Regions from separate parts of the Homo sapiens genome. Here region 2 is linked to region 1. A link is an interaction called in ENCODE POLR2A ChIA-PET data of the cell type or tissue named here. Cell type or tissue: GM12878. All regions are shown on one strand. Each heading gives the region's core, and the rest is flanking DNA. Links, peaks and the distances in the headings are about the cores only.

Evidence for each region. ChIA-PET counts read pairs that join two places held together with the same protein. Peaks named below come from ENCODE experiments on the same cell type or tissue, not always from the same donor. Only the 100,000 strongest peaks of a DNase experiment are listed, where the experiment ranks them.
Region 2: POLR2A ChIA-PET joins it to region 1 with 5 read pairs; 2 of 35 experiments call an interaction of 5 or more read pairs at or near these places.

What each region holds. Positions count from the first base shown.
Region 1 is chr9:124,171,696-124,178,944 of GRCh38, forward strand. No RefSeq gene overlaps it. Among named protein-coding and RNA genes, the nearest start is that of NEK6, 83 kb to the right of the region's middle. RefSeq lists enhancers at 2,737-2,916, 2,937-3,006. In GM12878, for the core only: no CTCF peak of the experiment used is centred there; a DNase peak (open chromatin) is centred at 2,840; H3K4me3 peaks cover 889 bases; H3K27ac peaks cover 815 bases.
Region 2 is chr9:124,014,810-124,022,058 of GRCh38, forward strand. It overlaps LHX2 (LIM homeobox 2), which reads left to right. Exons shown (of 5, transcript NM_004789.4): 3 at 313-716; 4 at 6,290-6,495. Among named protein-coding and RNA genes, the nearest start is that of LHX2, 6.7 kb to the left of the region's middle. In GM12878, for the core only: no CTCF peak of the experiment used is centred there; no DNase peak of the experiment used is centred there.

The DNA of each region.
Region 1 (7,249 bases), core at 857-5,856:
TATAGGCATATTAGACCGTTTGACATTGTCCCACATCTGTAGGTATTAACTTAGTCCTTTTACCACTTCCTAGATGATGCAGTTTCCTGAAGTAAATAATTTAACTCCATTTACCTCCTTGTGATCTTTATGATATTGTTATCATATATTTTACTTTCATCTATGTATAAGCTTCACAACACATTTGTATCATTGTTAGAAACAGTTTAAAAATATTTGCCCTGGTATTTGTCTATTTTTCTTCATTCTTTCCTGAAGTTCTGTACATCTCTCTGGACTCAGTTTCCTAATCTGAAGAAGACTTCTTTACTCTGTGAAGCTTCCGGCAATAAATTTTTCAACCTTTGTTTATTTGAAATATTATTGTTTCACCTTCAGTATTTTTTTTCAAATTTTTGGAGAAACATTAAGAAGACATCACCTTCAGTTTTGAAGAGTATTTTGTTGTGTGTAGCATTCTAAGTTGCCAGAATTTTCCCTTCTATACTTTAACAATTTCGTTATGCTGTGTTCTGTCTTCTGTGATTTCCACTGAAAAGTTAGCTTTACATCTTACTGTCTTTGAAGATGGGTAATGTGTCTTTTTCCTCCCTGTGTCTCTTTCTATTTTAAAATAATCTCTATCTTTTGTTTTCAACAATTTATCTATAATGCCCTTTCATGTGGTTTTCCTTATTTTTAACCTCCTGGGTTTGCTGAACTTCCTGTATTTTTTGCAGTTTACTCCCATTTTGCAGTTTTGAAAAATTCTCAGTCATTATCTCTTCAAATGTTTTTCTACTCCATTTTCTTTCTTCTCTATTCCTGGAACTATAATTATACAGTGATAATAGAGGAAAGAGAGGAAGGCTTTTTTTTTTTTCACTGTGTCACCTATGTCTTCGTTCTATATTTTCCATTCATTTGCCTTCTTCCATGTTTCTGACCTATCTAAATATTTTCTTTGGACCTATTTCCCTCTTCACTAATTACCTTTTCAGCTGTATCTAAACTACTGTTAAGCTCATTTAATGAGTTTTTTAGTTTTGATATTCTTATTTTCACTTGATTATGCTTGTACATTTCAAATATCTGTTAATATTCTCCATCTTTGCATTCATTTTGTCCATCTTTTCCACAATTTTATTTAACACACTAATTGTAGTTATTTTAAAGCCCTTGTCTAGTAACTCCTTTATCTAGTTTATCTATGGCTTTGCTTCTATTGTTTTTTTCTTCTATTGATTATTTGGTCACATTTTCCTGTCACTGTACATATCTAACAATTTAAAAAATTATGCCACACATTGTGCATAAAAGAATCATAGAGGCTCCAGATTTCCCCATTCCTCTGTTAAGCAGATAGGATGGGGAAGCTGCTCACCTCAGTACAATCAGGAATCGAGGTGGATCAAGACCTAGTTGCACTTTTAGTAAGTCTCAGACTATCTCTGATTCACTCCTGTTCTTTGGGTCTGGTTCTCCTGGGCTTCTGATTGAGAGGTTGGAAGATCTCTATCTTGTCCACTCTAAATGACGGTGAGAGATTCAGATCCTCCCTTTGCAGGTTTGAGCTTAGTTCTTTAGTCTCTTGATGGGAGGGATCCCCTGTGTCGGTGGCAGTCCCCTCCCTCTGTTGGGATTCAGCACAGTGAAACCACAGGAGATTTCACTCCACTTTCCAGAAGTTTTTGGCCCAGCCACTCAGCCTCCACGCAGACCCAAAACTCAAATAGTGCTCTGCGAGGAACACCAGCCGCACATTGGGAGTTCCTTTAGTTTTCACCCATCACGTGGGCATTGTAAGAAAGCCACCAAAAGCTTTTTTGGCTTCTCTTTCCTTCAGCACAGCCTCTCAGCCTGAGTCAAGCGAGATCTGCAGTCCAAGCCTAGAAGTGGGAAACGCTACCAGAGAGGAAAACAGCTACCGTAACCCCCCAAGGGGCTCACCTTGCCTGCTGCCTAGACAGAGCAGATTTAGCAAGACAGGGGAATTGCAATAGAGAGTAATTCACGCACAGCCGGCTGTGCAGGAGATTGGATTTTTATTACTACTTAAATTAGCCTCCCTGAGCATTTGGGGAGCAGGGTTTTTAAGGACAACTTGGTGGGTGGGGGGAAGCCAGTGAGCCGGGAGTGCTGATTGGTCAGCGATGAAATCACCGGAAGTAGAAGCTGCCTTCTTGTGCTGAGTGGGTTCCTGGGTGGGGGTCAAAAGATCAGATGAGCCAGTTTATTGATCCGAATGGTGCCAGCTGATCCATCAAGTGCAGGGTCTGCAAAATATCTCAAACACTGATCTTAGGGGCAGTTTAGGGAGGGTCAGAATCTTGAAGCCTCCAGCTGCGTGACTCCTCAACCATAATTTCTAATCTTGTGGCCGATGTTAGTCCTACAAGGTCAATCTAGTCCCCAGGCAAGAAGGAGGTCTTCTTTGGGAAAGGGCTGTTTTAAACTTTAAACTTTGTTTTAAACTATAAAGTTTAAACTAAGTTTCTCCCAAAGTTAGTTCAGCCTAGGCCCAGGAATAAAAAAGGACAGCTTGGAGGTTAGAAGCAACAGGGAGTCGATTAAGTTAGATCTCTTTCACTTTCTCAGTCATAATTTTGCAAAGGCGGTCTCATCATGATCCCCAACTTACCTAGGGAGAATTCTTCCCTCTCTGGATTTTAGTTCATCTTGACCTCCTTACCATAGCTCAGTGATGCCTCTAATGACTTTGCAATTTACTTCCTTTTTACCTAATTAATGAAGTGAGAGGATTGGCCAGCCATAACCTACCATATCCTACCGAGAAACAGAAATCTCCTTCCAATAAATGTTTAAGACTATTTAAACTTGCATTTTTCTATGTATGTCTAGAGTTCCTCCGTGTTTCTGTCCTCTCCTTGAAGAAGTTAGTGACACTTTCACTTCCCATCCTTACTCCTGAATACATTCCGCATTGAAATCATGTGGGGTTTTTTTCCTACATTGCTATTGTCATCATTGCTATTGCTGCGCTAGCTGTTGCTGCTATTATGTTATGCAAATATTAGACTTAGCTACAAAGTTTTACTTTTTTTAAAATCACTGTTTCCTGTACTCTATGTCTTTTTTGGCCTTGTATTCACTTTCTTTTTCTTGAATACATTCTCGAGCAGTTCCTTTAGAGTCTGTGAGTAATAAATTTGTTTAGAGAGAATCTGTCCAAAACATCTTCATTTTCATCTCACTTTTTTTTTTTTTTTTAAATTGAGACAGTCTGGCTCTGTCGCCCAGGCTGGAGTGCAGTGGCACCATCTCAGCTCAATGCAGCCTCCGCCACCCGGGTTCAAGCGATTCTCATGCCTCAGCCTCACCAGTAGCTGGGACTACAGGTGCACGCCACCATGCCTGGCTAATTTTTTTGTATTTTTAATAGAGACAGGATTTTGCCATGTTGACGAGGCTGGTCTCGAACTCCTGACCTCGGGTGATCTGCCCGCCTCGGCCTCCCAAAATGCTGGGATTACAGGTGTAAGCCACTGTGCGGGGCCTCCTCTCACTTTTGAAGTCTAGTTAGGATAGGTATATGATCTTAGGATCAAAATCATTTCCTAGAGAATTTGAATCTCTTTTTCCATTGCCTTCCAATGTTGTTAAAGAGAAGTCACTTGCCCATCTAATTCTTATTTCTCTGAGAATAACTAATCTCGCGCTCTTTCTCTCTCAAGAATTTTCTCACTGAAATTTTCCCCATGTCTAGGAATCCCTGTACCTCTGACCCCTGCCCCCCAAAATTCTCTTACTTAGCACCTGATTGATCCTCTCAATCTACAGATTCTTGTATTTGTTCACTTTGAGGAAATGTCCTCTACTGATTGATTATCTTTTCTCCATTTTCTCCTTATGGGAACTTCTACTAAGTACTAGATAAATATTGAAACTTCTGTGTGTAGTCTCTATGCCATTTAATTGTGTGGGGTTTTTGCACTACAGTCTGAGAGAAACCCTCAGCTTATTTTAAATTAATTCATTCTTTCAAGAGCTGTTTTGAAATATGTCCACAATTCAGAAAAATATAAAGAATAAGTAATATAATAAACAGACTAGTACATATCACCCAACCACCCAACCTTGTCAGATTGTAACATTTCCCCATATTTGATTCCTATCTTTATTTTATTTTATTTTGTGTGTAGTGTGTGTGTGTGTCTGTGTGTGTGTTTTGAGACAGAGTCTCGCTCTGTCACCAGGCTGGAGTGCAGTGGTGCAATCTTGGCTCACTACAACCTCAACCTATTAGGTTAAAGTGATTCTCCTGCCTCAGCCTCCCGAGTAGCTGGGACTACAGGCACATGCCACCATGCCCGGCCAATTTTTGTATTTTTTATTAGAGACGGGGTTTCACCATGTTGGCCAGGCTGGTCTTGAACTCCTGACCTCAAGTGTTCTGCCTGCCTCAGCCTCCCAAAGTGCTGGGATTACAGGCGTGAGCCACCATGCCCGACCTGGTCTTTGTGATTTCTAATTACCTTTTTTATCATATGGTACACTTAAAATAAGTGAGTCTATCATTGTATAGGATAGGACGCACTTATTACAAATTAAGTATTATTTGTATATGATAGAATTCACTTATTTTTTAAGTGTACCATATGATGACTATGGTCATTGTGTGAAATTCTGTAACCATCAGCACAATCAAAATATAAAACAATTCTGCCACCCAAAAAAGTTTCCTCCTGCCCCTTTGCAGTTGATCCCCTGCTCCTTTCCTGGCCTTAGACAACAACTGCTTTCTGTCACTATAGTTTTGCCTTTTCTGGCATTTTCTGTAAATGGAATCAAGCAGCACAGTCTTTTATGTTTGATTTCTTTCACTTGGCATAATACTTCTGAGATTCAACCATGTTTTTGCATGTGTTATGAATGGTTCATACTTTTTATTGCTGAGTAGTATTCCCAAGCATGGATAATACGATTAATTTATCCAGGTACTAGTTGACAAACATTTGAGTCGCTTCCAGTTTGGGGCTATTCTGAATAATACAATTATGAATATCTGTTTTTTGTTTTTTGTTTTTTTTTTTGAGATGGAGTCTTACTCTATCACTCAGGCTGGAGTGCAGTGGTGTGATCTCGGCTCACTACAACCTCTGCCTCCTGGGCTCAAGCAATTCCCCTGCCTCAGCCTCCCAAGCAGCTGGGATTACAGGCTCACACCACCACACCTGGCTAATTTTTTTGTATTTTTAGTAGAGATGGGTTTTTGCCATGTTGGCCAGGCTGGTCTTAAACTCCTGACCTCAAGTGATCTGCCCGCTTTGGCCTCCCAAAGTGCTGGGATAACAGGCGTGAGCCACCATGCCTGGCCAAATATCTGCGTATTAATCTTTGTGTGGACATATATTTTAATTTCTCTTGGGTAAATACTTGGAAGTAGAATTGCTGTGTTACAGGGTAAGTTTATGTTTAACTTTATAAGATGATAGCATACTCTTTTCCAAAGTGGCTGTGCCATTTTGCATTTCCACCAGCAATCTATGAGAGTTCCAGTTGCTCCATATCCTTGCCAACACTTGGTATTGCCAGTATTTTTAAGTTTAGTGTGTAGTGGTACTTCGTTATTATTTTAATTTCATTTCTCTAAGTATCTTTTCATGTAATTATTGTCATTCATGTATCTTCTTTTGTGAAATTTCTGTTCAAATCTTTTGCCCATCTTTGTCTTACCACATTGTAAAGATTCTTTATATATTTTGGGTATGCACTCTCCATATATGCTTTTGTTTTTGTTTTTGAGATGCAATCTTGCTTTATCACCCAGGCTGGAGTGCAGTGGTACAATCTTCACTGCAACCTCCACCTCCCAGGTTCAAGCAATTCTCCCACTTCAGCCTCCCAAGTAGCTGAGATTACAGGAGCACATCATCGCGCCCAGCTAATTTTTGTATTTTAGTAGAGATGGGGTTTCGACACATTGGCCAGGCTGGTCTCAAACTCCTGACCTCAGGTGATCCACCCGCCTTGGCCTACCAAAGGGCTGGGATTACAGGCGTGAGCCACCACGCCCGACCTTTGCTTTTGTTTTGAGACAGGTCTTGCTATGTTGCCAGGCTGGTTTTGAATTTCTGGCCTTAAGTGATCCTCCTGCCTCAGCCTCCTGAGTAGCTGGGACTAGAGGTGCATCACTGCTCCTGGCTCCATATATGTTTTTTAATGTAAATTTAATTGAAGTATAATCATCCAAGTTATACTGACTGCATCAAAAAAGGTATATAGTGGGCTGGGCATGGTGGCTCACGCCTGTGATCCCAGCATTTTGGGAGCCCAAGGCAGACAGATCACCTGAGGTCAGGAGTTCGAGACCAGGCTGGCCAACATGGTGAAACCCCATCTCTATTAAAAATACAAAAGTCAGCCGGGTGTGGTGGCATGTGCCTGTAGTCCCAGCTACTCAGAAGGCTGAGGCAGGAGAATTGCTTGAACTCAGGAGGCAGAGGTTGCAGTGAGCCAAAAGCATGCCACTGCACTCCAGCCTGGGCAACAGAAAACAGAGCAAGACTCTGTCTCCAAAAAAAAAAAAAAAGTAAAATCTGTCATTCTGCAATTGCCTATTTTCCTCCACTAGGCATCATATTTTAAAAATGTATCCCTGTGGATACATGTTGCTCTAGGTAATTCATTTTACCTGTTGTATAGGATTCTGTAATGGCATCAAAACATGATTTATTTATCCGTTCTCTGTTGAATGATAGGTTGCTTCCAATTTTTTGCTATTTCAAACAGTTCTGCAGTGAACACTTTTATACATATTTCCGTATACACATAAGAGCTTCTCTAAGCAAACACCTAGAAGAGGCATAGGGGCTGCATATCTTTAAATTGATTCCAATTTTCTCTTTAGCTGTATTTATGCTACTATTCAGCCATCCTACTGAGTTTTAAATTTGAACAATTATTTTAAATTTCCAAGATCTTTTAGTGATTTATTTTAGTAACAGCCTGTCCTCAATTCATGAATATGTTATCTTCTCCCATCTCCCTCGGGATAGTAACTGCACACTTTAAGGTCTTCGCGGGGCGCGGTGGCCCACGCCTGTAATCCCAGCACTTTGGGAGGCTGAGGCGGGCGGATCACGAGGTCAGGAGATCGAGACCATCCTGGCTAACATGGGGAAACCCCGTCTCTACTAAAAATACAAAAAAAATTAGCCAGGTGTGGTGGCAGGTGCCTGTAGTCCCAGCTACTCGGGAGGCTGAGGCAGGAGAATGGCATGAACCCGGGAGGCGGAGCTTGTAGTGA
Region 2 (7,249 bases), core at 2,250-7,249, 160 kb before region 1:
GTAAAGGTTGAGGAGGGGGTAAGTGGTAAGTGTCTCCCTCCACTCCCAGGTAAAGGCTTTCCTAGGGCTTGCGGAGACTCTGGGTGAAGTAGAAGTCTCTGTAGGCATAAGTGTGTTAAGGGAAACTATTTTAGGACAGGACCAGGCCTGGGTCAAAATCTAGTTCTCTCTCCCCCCCATCCTCCAAATAAAGGCCGGGTTGTTCGTCTTGAGGAGGGGATTGCCCCCCGCAGCAGCAGCGGCACCTGGAGGAGGAAAAGGGGGGTACCCAACCGTGTGTTCCCACAGCCCCTCCCTCCATGGTCCCTACAGGCGCTTCTCTGTGCAGCGCTGCGCCCGCTGCCACCTGGGCATCTCGGCCTCGGAGATGGTGATGCGCGCTCGGGACTTGGTTTATCACCTCAACTGCTTCACGTGCACCACGTGTAACAAGATGCTGACCACGGGCGACCACTTCGGCATGAAGGACAGCCTGGTCTACTGCCGCTTGCACTTCGAGGCGCTGCTGCAGGGCGAGTACCCCGCACACTTCAACCATGCCGACGTGGCAGCGGCGGCCGCTGCAGCCGCGGCGGCCAAGAGCGCGGGGCTGGGCGCAGCAGGGGCCAACCCTCTGGGTCTTCCCTACTACAATGGCGTGGGCACTGTGCAGAAGGGGCGGCCGAGGAAACGTAAGAGCCCGGGCCCCGGTGCGGATCTGGCGGCCTACAACGCTGGTGAGTGCGCGGCGCACGAAGCGCCCCCATAGGGTTGGGGGAAAGTGTGCGGCCTCGACGGCCGGGAGCTGGATTGAATCTCTGTGTGCTGGGCAAATAGCGAGCCTTAAGCACCGGACGGCCTCGCAGAAGGGACATTAGCCCCCTGGGCTTCCAGACTGTGCGTCCTCGGCTGGAGCGGGAGGAGAGGGTGCAGTGGTCCCTTGCTGCTCCGGGTGCAGGGCCTTGTCTCTGATAAATTGTTTTTTTGGAGATGGCTTTTTGGTTTGGGCCTTTGCCCCACTTTGCTAGGCAGGAAGTGGCAGGGATGGAGAAAGCAAGGCGGCGCTGACGCCAAACAGGTTTTGGGTTGGCGCGGCTGAGGGCCGGGAACTGGGGCAGCGAAGGAACGAGGCAGGGCGGCGAGGGTCCCAAGAGAAAGGGCTGGCTGTGGCCCGGGGCGCCGAGCTCGGCCTGGAGTGCGGCCTGACCTCGTGAAATGTCCCAAGGGCGGCAGGCTTGGGGAACTCGGGCTTGGGGAACTCAGGAAAGCAAAGGCTGCGGTTCCTTTTGCTCGGCCCGATCCTCCTTTAAAGACAGGTCTCAGTTTTCCCGGACTTTTTCCTCCGAGTTTCCTGGCGCCTGCTGGGGTGAGGGCCGTGACCCTCGGAAGCGAGCCCCCCGGGCGGGGACGAGACCGGAGCAGGCCTGGCCTCGCGCCGGGGTGGGGTGGGGTGGGGTGAGGTGGGGGGCTTGGTTCGGATTTCCGGCATCTTTGAACCCCAGGCCATTCCCGGAGAAGCTCTGCCCCCTCCCGCGCCCCTCCCTGCTCAGGACAGCTGCAGAGGTTCTGAGTTCCGGCAAATGAGCCGTCAACATCTGCCCGAAGTCTGCAAGGCCCGGAAAGGTTTATGACTCTCCGGGCTTCCGAACTAGAGTTTATGTGCAATTATTTTCTTTCTTTCGTTTGCAACAGAATTAGATTTGGAGATTTTGTGTTCTTCTTCCTTTTCCCTTTAGTCTAATGCACAAGCAGAAAAAAGCAAAAACAAAAACAAACCCAAGACTGTGCAGAGGGTGCTACGGCGGGAAGAAGTCAGTTATTTTCATCTTAAAGAATCTGAGTTGAATAGAGAGGGAAATGAGGGGCGGGTGTTCGCTCCAACGAAATCGCTTGGAGGATCATGGGGCGTGTGTCCCTGTGTGCGGAACTGGGAGGAAAACGCAGCCCCCAGTTTGGTAAATGGTGAAGCAGCGGTAGGCCGGTCGGTGGCGCGGATTTAAGATTTGCTGAAGGCACTACCACAGATGTAGCTCTCTGGAACTTCCATCCCTCCTCTCCTACCACCCCCCAAAAAAAGACAAAACCGAGTTCAGACCGGCTCCCCCAACACCAAGCCGCTTCTATTTATCAAGTGGGTCAACTTCCACTCGGAAGCACCTCGCGGGGCTCGGCTCCAGGGCACCTGGTGGCTGGGGAGCTGTATTGTTTTCCTGGGCACGGAGGTTCGGCGCCGGTTTTAGGATTGTGCAAAAAGAGAGTAGAAGGTACAGAGATTTATTTCTGCTTTTTGCTGTTCAGCCGCCGTTTGCCCCAGCGAGGTGGGCTGGAGGCTGAATTTCAAGCCTTGTTTAACCTCTACAAGAGACACCCTCCATTCAGCCATCTCACTTTCTCTCTGGCCTCCCTCTCTCTTTTTTTCCTTTCCGTTCTCTCCGTCCTTTCTCTCTATCTCTGTCTCTGTGTGTGTCGTGTTTGTTCCCGTGCCCTCCTCTCCGACCTTGGCCGGGGCTCCTAGTCCTGAGAGAAACGGCGTTCGGTGCGCCGGCGGTGGCTATGCGGCTGGCTCTTTCGGGGCTCCCGGGACTAGGTTGGGGAAAGAGGGCATCTCCCCGGCCTCTCGGGGCCCAGCCCAGTCTTCCTAGATCTGGCGTCCGCCCTTCCCTCCCCTCCCGCACTGGCAGGAGAGAAATGGCCGCAGTGTGGGCCGCGGGGCAGCTAGGACTGGAAAGCGGGGACCCTGGAGGGTGCGATCGCGGACGGGGTGTGCGGGCGCGGGTCGTGTGCGTGTGCGTGCAGGGTTCCGACCACGGGGACACGAGCTTGTTTGTGGCAGTGTCCCACATCCTGTGGCCCAGCCACGACGACCCCTTGCAAAGCCTCTTGCTCTGGGGACAGTCCCTCCGAGGCGCGGCGGCACCTTACTGAAGGGCGGCGAGCTGGGGGCCGAGTGGGGAGGGGGCGCCGTCGGGGCGCCGGGCGCTGGGCTTACAGCAGAGCCGCGGGCCGCGGGGTCGGAAAGTCCTTCCGGGGCGGGGCCGCAGCGGCCTCTTCCCGCAGCCCCTCGGGCCCGGGCCCCGGTGGAACGGAAACCTCCCCCTACCCCGGGAGGGGCTGCCAGCGGGCTGGGGGTGCGAAAACGGCGGCAGGAGCGGGCGAGGGGCCCGGGCCGCGCACTTTGCGCCTGGGTTTGCGCGCCGCGGCCGCGGGAGTCCCGCGCGGACCGGCCGGACGCCCGGCCTCCCCCAGCCCCAGCTTTTTGTGTGTGTGTGCCTGGCGGCGTAATTACTGATTTGATTCCAATCCATTATTTAGACAATTGAACCTACAATCTCGTCTTTAGTAAAATGAGGCGAAGTCAGATTTGATTACAGGTTCAGTCCCAGCGACAAGAGCTCGAAACCCGATGGGTTAATAACAGATCACGAGTAAATTATTCATGATTTTACGAGCTCTTTAGCTCCATTGAATCGGCCTAATTGAGAGGAAAAAAAAAAAAAAGGAGAGAGAAAGCCCGGGTCCTCCCCCTCCCCTCGGCCCCTCGCTCCTCCCCGGATCCGATCCTGGGGAATCTCGACCCGCCCCCGGGCACTGGGGGCGGGAGTGAGGGGGTTCGGGGCGCCGGCCAAACCTGGGCCCCACGGCTGCCTCCCCCGCCGCCGCCCCCTGCCCTTGCCTCTGGCCGGCCTCGGCCTCGCTACTTAGGGCCGGCTCCTTTCCCTTTTTCTCCACTCCCCTTCTTTCCCCTTTTCTCTACTCCCCCGCCAATAACGGCTTCGGAAAAGGCCTCCCCCGCAGGGACCGGGTCTCCCGGAGCCCCGGGATTCAGCTCGGCCACCGGACCCTCGCCACAAGCTGCGCCTGTTTCCGGGACTCGCTTTCCCCTCCGCTCTCCCTATTTCTTGCTGTCTTTGTAGCTGTCTCTCTGTGGTTCTCCTGGCTCCTTCGCTTTCTTTTCCTCTGTCTGTCCTCTCTTTTTCCTGGCTCTGTCCATCTTCCGTCCCTACCCCCTCTCTCTTTCTCTCCCTCCATTCTGCCTTTCTGTGTTTGTCTTTTTCTCTCCTTTCTCTGCCCTTTCTGTCCCCCTCCCCCGCACTACTACCCCACCTAGGCGGCACTCAGGGCAGGTCCCTTGGGCCCATGGGGGCGCCGGGGTCCCCACGGAGCTCATTAACAGCAGCCAGGCCCAGGCGGGGGCTCGGTGGAGGGATGGGCCCAAAGATACCCCGTAGGGAGGCTGCCCCACCCCCAGTGGAGCTGGGGACTGGGGGAAAGAAAAGGGTTGCTCACCTCAGCGGGTTCCAAGCAGTTCTGGTGGATCAGGTTCAGAGGCATCCTCTGATCCCCTTTAAATTGCCGGACCCGCGCTCTTCACTCTGGGCGTGCTCTCTGTGGGAATGCAGCCCCGGGGGTGAGGGGACCTGAGTGCCGGTGGAAAGAGGCCCCTAGGAGGTGTAGCCCCTAGCTAACAGCTCCAAAGGCAGGGGCAAGACTTGTATCTTGCAAATTCTCTCTGCAAGGGGCTCTTCCCCATCTGGGCAGGGGAAGGGGGAGGTCACCAGCAGAGTAAAAGTCCTTTGGAGGTAGTGTGGCCAGGCAAAATGCAGCATCCCCAGTTAAATTGGAATTTTGGGTACGTAACAAATACATTTTTAGTGTAAGTGTCCCCGGCAATATTTGCATTTTGGAAAAATAACGAATAAATTTGAAATTTGTAGTATAAGTGTCCCGTGTAATATTTGAATTTTAGATAAATGACAATTTTTTAGCATAGCTGTGTCACCTGTAGTATTTGAATTTCAGGTAAACAACAAATACATTTTTAGTATAGGTATGTCCCATGCAATATTTAGGACATGCTTATACTAAAAAATTACTTATTATTTTTCTGAAATTTATATTTAACTGGGCAACCTGTATTTTCATTTGCTAAATCTAGAGCTCTGTTACGGGTATGTGATGAGGGCACAAGATACCTTCTCAGTTCTCACTTTAGGCGGACCGAATGTACACCCCTTATGAGGCTTACCCCAAGGCAAGACCTTAAGTGTGGCATGGCTCGGGAGGTGCCATGAGGAGGCGACCTTGGGAGGGGTCCTGCAGGTCCCCATCAGCTTCCAGGTGGCTGAGCAATTTTCTGAGGCCCAGGTTTTCACCCATATTCCCCACCCCCAATGCCAGCCAGGCATTGGCAGCGTGGCCCCCATGAGGCTCCTTGTGGTTAGGGACAGGCTCCCTCCTCCCTTCGTGGTGTAGTGGAAGAAAACAAGGAGTACTCCAGTGCTAAATCTAGGCTCAACAGATCAAGATCAATCTAGCTGGTTACCGGTGGTGTGGCAGTGTGCAAGTGGCTTCATTTCCCTTAGCGTTAGTTTCCACATCTCTAAAATGGGAATAGTCATAGCCACCTCTCTGAGAGGTAATGATGTACAGTGACATTTGTAAAGCCAAACACACACCATAGGTGTCTACTACATGTTTATTTCTGCCTCGGACTTCCTTCCCCGTCCACTCTGCCGCTCTCTGTGGACTGCCGCAGATCTCTGAACTTCCCCGAGCCTAATTTGCTCCACTTGTTCACGGAGAAACAATCATCTTACAGGGTAGCGATGAGGATTAAACTGCAAAATGCAGTTTCCAACCTTTGGCCCAGTGCCCAAGGCCCAGGGGTCCCTCAGTACTTTTGGGTGTGGCAAAATGAACATGAATCTCTGTTTCAGCAGTTTCTAGGTGCCGGTCCCAGACACGGTAGGGGGAGACGGCAGAAAGCACTCCTCCTTAGAGTGCCTTGGAAAACAGGAGGAGGGCAGGCCCAGAGACCCTGTCCTGCTGTGTCCAAAGTCAAGTGACTTCCCTTGCTGAGCCTCAGTTTCAACATCTGTAAAAACGGGAAAAATAATACCTGGTGCTCCTAGGATTGTTTTAAGTACCTAAAGAAAATGTGCCTGGAAAGCCCTTTAACACATCACCTGGAGTTCAATCGGCCATCAACAAGTCGTAGCTGTTGTTGCTGCTGCTGCTGCTGCTGCTACTATTGTTCTTATTGTAACATAATGGCTCAGAATGATTTTTGGATTCTCCCAGAGCCGGGATTCAGTGCTGCAGTTCTTAGCAGTGTGATCCTGGGTGGATCGCTGTCTCTGAGCCTCAGTGTTTCCATCTATAAAATGGGGATGATGTCCCCCTTTCATTGTGGCGCAGACATGCAGCAGGGTTAAGGATTGAAATGTTTGGCAGTGGGTGGGGCGAGTGTGGATTTGGCATGGGGGGCGGGTCAGGAAGTTCACCCACCGGCTCTGTGTCTCCTCCCTAGCGCTAAGCTGCAACGAAAACGACGCAGAGCACCTGGACCGTGACCAGCCATACCCGAGCAGCCAGAAGACCAAGCGCATGCGCACGTCCTTCAAGCACCACCAGCTTCGGACCATGAAGTCTTACTTTGCCATTAACCACAACCCCGACGCCAAGGACTTGAAGCAGCTCGCGCAAAAGACGGGCCTCACCAAGCGGGTCCTCCAGGTCAGCCAGGGCCAGGGGTGAGGGCATCTGCGACCACCAGGGACTGGGGTGGAACCCTGCACCCCTCGCCGTGGGCCTTGGAAGGACCTTCCACCCTGTGTCTGCTTCTCTGTGTGTTTAATCTTTCTCATTCTCTTTCTTCACCTCTCCAGCCTGTCCCCATCTGTATTTCAGTCTTTTTTTTCTTACTTTGTCTTTTCTCTTTTTCAGTTTTTGCCTCTCTGTTTTTCTGTTTGCGTATCGCTCCATCCTCATTGTCTCCACACTCGGTCTCTTTTCTTTCTTCTAAACAATTCTTAGTTTCTGTTTATTATTCAAGTGACACTCATTTTACACACATTCACATCATAAAAGGTTCAAACATTTCAGATAAATCTAGAGGCCGCCCCACCCCATCCCAGGACGTACACCCAAGGTGACTATCATTAGCTCCTGCTTCTTGCTTCTTACCCACTCTAGTTTCTCTTCTCTTGCTGTCTGCCTCTGTCTCACTCCCCCCTCTCTCTTCCTTCAGGCATCTCTCTAGATTTATCTTCTGCCTCCCAGACTCTCCTGGAAGCAAGGTTTGGTGGTGGGGATGTGTGTGGGCAGATTCCCTGGGTGGGCAGGTGGGGGCGGGACTGCCCAGAGGACATGGTGGGGTGGGGGAGCGGCTGGGTGCCTGTGAAACTCAGCAGAACTGCACTTACATGTGCGAGTAACTTCTTAATAGAGAAGATCCAGAACTTTCACCAAATTTTCACACCCCTAGAGA